Regions from separate parts of the Mus musculus genome. Here region 2 is linked to region 1. A link is a contact called in ENCODE POLR2A ChIA-PET data. All regions are on one chromosome and are shown on one strand. The core of a region is the stretch at or near the end of the contact, and the rest is flanking DNA. Distances in the headings are between cores, read along the strand shown.

What was found. ChIA-PET counts read pairs that join two places held with the same protein, here RNA polymerase II (POLR2A).
Region 2: POLR2A ChIA-PET joins it to region 1 with 17 read pairs in Patski. The contact joins the promoter of Kctd20 here to the promoter of Brpf3 in region 1. POLR2A ChIA-PET finds 5 or more read pairs at or near these places in 2 of 5 experiments (Patski and embryonic stem cell).

The regions. Positions count from the first base shown.
Region 1 is chr17:28,799,251-28,802,988 of GRCm38, reverse strand. It overlaps Brpf3 (bromodomain and PHD finger containing, 3), which reads right to left and starts at 1,863. Exons shown (of 13, transcript NM_001081315.1): 1 at 1,628-1,863. It overlaps Gm35883 (a long non-coding RNA gene), which reads left to right. Exons shown (of 4, transcript XR_003952337.1): 4 at 1-98.
Region 2 is chr17:28,950,874-28,954,611 of GRCm38, reverse strand. It overlaps Kctd20 (potassium channel tetramerisation domain containing 20), which reads right to left and starts at 2,176. Exons shown (of 8, transcript NM_001356300.1): 1 at 2,043-2,176.

The sequences.
Region 1 (3,738 bases), core at 614-3,113:
CTAGCAACGCACATAGCGAGACCCTCTAAAAATGTAAAATGTTCATAGGAGAGATGGCTCAGCACAGTTGAGAGCACTGGCTGTTCTTCCAGAGGACCCAGGTTCAATTCCTAGGCAAAACACCAATACACATATTGTTTAATAATAATAATTATATATATATATGCATGCTGGAAAAATAACAGCATTTAAGAGGATGCCTAGCACCCACACTGTGGATCACAACTCCAGTAACTCCAGTTCCAGGGTATTGGAAGCCCTCTTCTGAATTCTTGGGGAACCCGGCATATATCAGGCAACATGCCCAGGCACATAAAATTTAAAAAAAATAAAAATGTAATAAAAGCAAGGGCAGAAATATCTACTTCTTAAGGATGATCAATAAGTCACCATTGACAACCACAGTGTAAAGGCCTCTCAGTCCCAAGGTGTGACTTAAGTTAACCTGGCTGTGGAGCAACCTGAGGCAGGCATACACCACCATTTGGAGCTAAAGGACCTTTACCGCACTTCTGTTCAACCCGAAGCCCTGAGGGCACGAGATCCCGTACCAACCTCAAGGTCTCAAAAGTAGTCCCAGCCAACAGATTCCATTCCCCAATTCTCCAAAGGCAAGCAGCCTCTGGAGAGGAAACACACACTTCAGTATCGATTTTGAAGAATCTACAAGAACCCCATCCTGTAGTCTCAGAAGTCGTCTCCATCCCCATTCGGGGCTCCCGCGATGCGATCACAGGGGGCAAACCCATGGGACCCAGCTGGGCTACTGCCAGGGGAAACCAAGAGTTTCGCCTACAAGGAGCTAACAACTAGACCAGGGTTGGTATTTTTTTTTTGGCGGGAGTTTCCTCACGTACACAACTCTTCCCATACACACACTGCCGAGTACCCCCAACAGCCCCCTTCAGAGACGTTCTTAGCGACCCGGGATCCCCAACTCGACCACCTCACCCTGGCCCCCGAATGAGGAGTTTCAACAATTGGACGGAACCCGCCCTGCACGCCACACAAGGGACTCATGAGACCAGGTAAGACTCCAGACAAGGTCTCTGTCCCTTTAAAGGGACTCCTCTTCCAGTGGAATCTTCACGACACCCCCCGAAGGAGAAAAAAGAGAAATATCTCCCCCTAAAAAAAACAACCCAGAGGGTAGGCGCACCACAGATAGACGCAGAGTCCGACCCTCACAGAGAAAGCGAGCGCCAGCGAACGGCGGAGGGGTGGGGAGGGGGGGGGAGGACGCGGAGATGCAAGCACTTATTGGCCGCCCAACCTGCCCGTCAAGGGGGAACCCGTGCGCCGAGGGCGGCCCCTGAAGGCGGGACTCTGGTCTAGCCAGGCCAATAGGGGAGCACGGGGAGGGCGGGGCTTAGCCGTTTGGCTGCCAGGACCGGGGAGAAACAAGATGGCGGGTGCGGGAGGGGGTCCTCGCTTTGCAGCTCCCTTCCGCGCGCTTTTCCCGGCCTCGTCGCCGCCCTCGCTCCGGGGGAGAGGTCGCGCGTCACCCCCACGCCCCATCGGGACACCCCTGTGCGCCCCGGCCGCCCCCTCGCGCGCAGCGCTCGCTCCCCGCCGGCCCCCGCCGCCCCCGCTCGCTCCGGCCCCGCCGCCGCCGCCCCCATTTTACCTCAGCCGCCGGCCGGGCCCCTAGCTTCGGGGGCCCCCTGAGCGCGAGCGCGGCCGGCCGGGTGAGCGGCCGGGCGAGCGGGCCGGGCGAGCGAGCAGCTCCGTGCGCGGCCCGGCTGAGGGAGCGCGGCCTCCTCCCGCTCCGGCCCTCCGCTCCGTCTCCCCGGGCCCGGCCGCCTCTCCCGGGGGAGGAGGGGGAATGGAGCCACCGCCGCCACCACCGCTGCCGCCCGCCACGGAGCCCGGCCGAGGGGAGGGAGGGATCAGCCCCCAGGCAGGATCCGCCCCTCGGCCTCCCCCCGCCACCTCCACCCCTTCCCTCACTCCCTCCCCGGATCGAGCCGCCGCACGCGAAGCGGGAGCGCGAAAGCGCGGGGAGACCGGAGCGGATGCCCCCGCCCGAGCCCAGCCCGGCGCGGCGGCAGCGGCGGCGGGGAGACGGGCGGGGAGATGAGCGCGAAGCGGCAGCGCCACCTCCACGGGGCACCGTCCCCGGCACGGCCTCACGGTGGCGGTGCGGACGCGGCGGGGCCGCTTCACCCTGGGCCTGTCCCAGAGCTGATCTAGTCGGGGTTCCCACTCTGAATCCACGGAGCGGTGGCTCACCCCATCCCAGCCAGAGCGTGGGGCCACCCGCCGCCCCCGAGGTGGGAACGCCCATGCTCCCACCCACCCACAAAGCTCGCCCCAGGACGACCCCGGAGGGCCACACTGTGTGTGGCTTCCCAGAGTGCAGGTGGCTGCGAAGCCTCCAGAAAGTCGTCCCTCCCCAGGCCCCCGGGACAAAGGTCTAGCGATGTCCACCCATCCCCTCCCCCAGTGCGGACAGCCCGGGAAAGACCCGTGCCTGTGGTGTGTGTACAGGTGAGCCTCTCCTGGCACACAAGGCTGCCACGGACCAGACTTTTCCATCTGTGTGGAGTTTTTTTTTTTTTAAGTAAACATAAAAGTTTGACAGTCTGCTTAAGCGTGCCTCGTAATTCCGTTTGTCACTCTAGGCATGGGAAATACTTTTCCCCTTGAATTTGATTTGGCCAGGAGTCGGTTAATTTAATGCACTGAACGGCTTTCTCAAAGGCAGCCTGCCTGTCAAACAGCAACTCCCAGACTTTGAAGTGTACTCAAGCTGCCTTTTGTTCTAATAAAAGAAAAAATAAATAGAAGAAAAGGTCCCTTTGCCCCTCCACGAGCGCATGTACCTATAAATTTGAAAGCTTACCTCGTGACAGAGATCTTAAGCACCAATACTTAATGATGCTTATAAAGGATATATGGATAAACTGCTATCGAAGATGAAGATGAATGATATATTTTGAAAGCGTTTCCTCTACACGAACGGCTGGTGAGACTTTCAATTGCTCGATTGGCTCTGGTATCCAGGACCTGGGTACTACAGTTGAAAGAGTAGAGAATAAACATTTCTCACGGCCCAAACCTTGTGTTTTTATTTACATTGAAGTATAGGTGTTCAGCATCCTAAGAGTTGAGAATTTACCAGTTGAGTGAAGCATGGAAGTTGGGTTTCCTTACAGGAGTGTGTTCTTGATAGATGGTAATAACATACTGCAAAAATAACCAATTTTTAAGAAGGAAAGGGCGTGGCTTGTGGAGCCAAGCAATCGCCTCCGCCAGCACCCCCACCCCACAGTGTTTTGAAAGCTTTGAAGCAGAAATGCTGTGAATTAGTCAACTGTTGTTAAAGCTTGGGGGAATAATCACAGGAGGGAAGGTGTGGAAAGATTAATTGTGGAAGGGAAGGCCCTAGAGGAAGAAAATATTGCAATTACTTTTAGCTTTAAAAAAATTGAGGAACAAATAGGAATTTCACGTCTTGTTCTTTTACAATGAAATATAAACATTTACATAGGACTTGTGTCTCCTTATCTTTTATTCTTCGCGGTTGCTTCTGGGCATGACCTGATTTGCATGATTGGGAAGGACCTCTACCCTCTAAATTAGGCAAATAAAAACCCTGAGAAGATGTCGCAGCTTGTCCTTGCAGTGATTTAAGATCCATTGAGAGCACATGTCAGCCTCCTCTTGTCACCAGCCATTCCTGGTCACTTTATGAGACTGGGCTCAACAAAATTTTCTCCCCCTCTTCACCCTCGC
Region 2 (3,738 bases), core at 927-3,426, 150 kb before region 1:
ATGAGACACTGGCACTATGGTCATATCAGAGTCTCTCTGTTTTCTCTGCCTTGTTATTTCTCCGCTCTGCACCACCTTCTTGCGGAAGCATTTAAAAGGTAATAGAGCAGGAAGGGCAGCAGGCTAGACCAGGAATCCTCCTCCTACCATCTCAGACTCTTGTGTTTGGATGTGGGGAAGAGGGGAAAAGAGTATGGCGTACACTAAGGGACAAACCTAGTACCTCCCACACATGCAGAGCAGGCGCCCTGCCACTGAGTTACATCCCCAGCCTACCTCCCAGTCACTACCTGAAAGATGAGAGGACTGAGCTAGGTAAACTTACAACGTGCTCCCTTATCCTCTAAGCTTCTCATTTCAAGGACTCCGACTTTCCCATCTTAAATCATTTAACATCATCCAAACAGTTCCCTCAGTTTCTCACTCCAATTAGCCATGGAGGTGTGGGGAGACCCCATGTGTGGCAGGTGGGAAACACAAAACAAGTCAGGAAACTCAGCATTACAGAAAGGCACACTGTTTTTGTACGTCATCTACAACAACAACAAAACCATCAATAAGTAGCCAGACATCCAAAGCCACCAAAGCCAAGAAAAACGCCAAACCCTCATGGCTACCTTTAATATCCCTGTGGAGTCTCAAGAGACATCAAGATGTAGAAAACACCTTTGGCAGATGTGGAGGTCATCCAACCCTCATTTCTGCCAGACAGCAAGGGAATTCTGAGCCACGCTTGGGATACTGTCTCTAACATGCCTTACTTCAGTTGTACTGTGTAAGCTAGGCATCATTCAGATATTCTGTAGCTAGTGAATTGATACCCACAACTAAAAGCCCATAAATACTACTGATGCTGGCACATCCCAGGGAATCAGAGACCCCCCAGGCTCCGGGCACTCCCTGGCTGATACCATGAGAAGGAAAGCAGAGAGCTGAGGTGGGAGCCAAGACCTAATGACATGCTCAAGCTCCCACGATCCTACCAACAGGCTCCTGAGAGAAACAAGGTGGGTTAGCCTGATCCACGCCATCTTTCTCCCACCCAGGCAATAACAGGATATGGATAAAAAGCCATTTCCTGCTCTCATGTAAGGGCTCCAGAAAGCACTATCCTTTCTCACACAGCCTTCCGAATCAGGGCTTCTTGACTCCCGACTGATTACGGACAGGAGAGGAGTAAGTCAACAGAAAGAAAAGGACATGAGACAGTATTTACAGTCCTCAGGCCAAGCTAATCTTGGTTTCCTAAGGTCCGGTTCCTGGCTTACCAAGGCGGCCCAAGCGGGGTGGTTGCCTGCCAGCACTAGTAGACTCAGGGGTCCACCCTAGATTTCTAGAATTAATTTCTGGGAGCCGTGCTAGCGACCTGCAAAACGCGTTTGAGAACTGCTACTTTAAGATTTTGTTTTTGTTCCTCTGGAGTGGGGTTGACGTTCTAATTCAAGGTTCGTCACAACTAATATTATTCCAACATTCTGTTTGGGAGATCATTTAAAAAGAAATCTCAAATTTCTAGGTAAACAATTGTCTATCAGCAAACAGACACCGTGAAAGAGCTTGGTTGGTCAGAGTTCCTGGCCTGTCTGTTAGTTCGTTTGCTGAATTCTCACTTAAAAGATTAGATTTACTTCTAAATAGTAAATCAGCCCAATCCAGGAATGTTCAGAAAGAATGACAAATTCCCACAAAGGGGAGGAGGTGTCCTCATGGCGCAAGCCTGACGACACTGTCTGCTATAAAAAGTTCTTATATGCAAGAAAAAAATCTCCCAGTTCTGCACTAAGCATGGGATGACAACAGAGGGGCGACAGGACCGACAGAAGATTCCAGAGGTTCTGGGAAAGCGCGACCAACCTTCCCCAGCCTGGGCTACCGGTGGCCCTGCGTGGTTGGTCGGCAGCCTCGCCCGGCTTCTCCTTTCTCCCCAGGCCGGGGAGGAGCCCGCACGGGGCCTCTCAGGCCGCAGCGTCGCGCCCGCCGCCATCATCAGCCCGCGCCATCACCTGCCCGCTCGCCCGCCCACCCTGTCACTCGGCACTCACCGGCCGCTTGCTGCCGCGCTCTCCGACACCGAGCCCCGAAGCCACCTCCAAGCTCCGGCCACCGCGCGCCCCCGCCCTGGCCGCGGATCCCCGGTTGAGTCACCCGGCCCTTCAAAACAAGAGCCCCGCCCACCGCGGGGCATGCCGGGAAGGCCGCGCGGCTCGCCCCGCCCCCGCCGCGGACTCCGCCATAGGCCGGGGCCTCGCCTGCCTGCCCGGCCGGCCGGGAACTGGGGCTCTTCGCCAGGGCGGCCCAGTAACGCGCGCCGCCGCCGCTTGCGCTCCATCACCCAAGGGGCTCAGACAGGAAAGCGAGCTGCAGGCTCGAAGGTGAAAGAGGCTGGGTCGCCCCGGAACGCGTGATGCTCACGGAAAGATGAGCCTATCGCCTTTGTGTGGCGGATGGATATGAACTGCAGCCCAAAGACAGAAAAACATCAACAACAACAAAACAAGATAAAAGAGAAAACAAAAACTTCCCCCCAACTCTTGAGTTTCACGGAACAATCTGCGATAGCAAACAAGATTCTACAGGTTTCATGTTACCTGGAAGCAAACTATTAGAAAGCTGGTTGCCTTGCTTCCTGTGAACCGCACAAGGGAACCTGAGAGGAGGAACCTGGCTCCATCTCTCAGGGTCACGGGGACTTGTGGCTTTTGTACTTAAGAAAGTTATCAGACCAGTTGATTACACCATCACAATGATTGCACAGACTTCTAGTTTTGGGTGTTTCGTTCTATTGGGGGTTTGCTTGTTTTAACCTTTATTTCCCTTCTCCCTCCTCCCTGGCTCTCCACTCTTAATACATGGGGTGTTCTTTGTTTTTTGAGACAGTCTCCTTTATCCCAGTATGGCCTTGCACCTCTGATCCGACCTTCACCATGTGAGTGATGGATAGGGTTACAGACAAGCCCTACCGTAGCCGAATTATGAAGGGCTCTGGTGTAACCCAGGGCTTCATGCACCCTAGGCCATTATTCTACCAGTTGAGCTACGTCTCCAGGTCCGAGTTCATTTTATTGAGATGTGACGCCGCAGCCCATGTTGAATTTGCTGTGTAGCCAAGGATGGCTTTGGACTCCTCATCCTCCTGTCCCTGTCTCCCAAGTGCTGACATTATTCTACTTTAAAACTGCTGCTGAGCACTAAATAAACTAATAAAACCACGCAAAAAAATATAGGGAATACCTGTGTGCACAGCATTAATCCTAGCACTTGGGAGGTAGAGGCAGGAGGATCAGGAAATCGAGGTCCCCCTTATTTGGCTTATGTTGCTTCTGGGGGGGGGAGGGGAGGAGGGGGACGGGTCTACCTTGCCCAGTTTCCCCCATACCACCTGTCACTAAGGGAAGTCAGGGAATCCAGTCAGGAAACTGGGTCTACAAAGTGAATTCCAGAACAGCCAGGGCTACACAGAGGAAACCATGTCTCAAAACAAACCAAATACGACCACCAACACAGTAATGTCACAAAAAAGCCAACACAGTAATGAGATCATGTGCTGGCATCTCTGGGCCTTGGAACTACAGAGAACATACCCACTGATTAAAATTTCATTCCAAAAGTTTCCTCTTCTAATCCTGTGCCCCTGTGCAGTCTCCATACCCACGGTGGAACTACTGCCTTTCTTGTTCTGAATACAGGACAATCAACTTCCTCTTTCTTTCATTTCCAAGCTCCCCTCACCCATCCTGA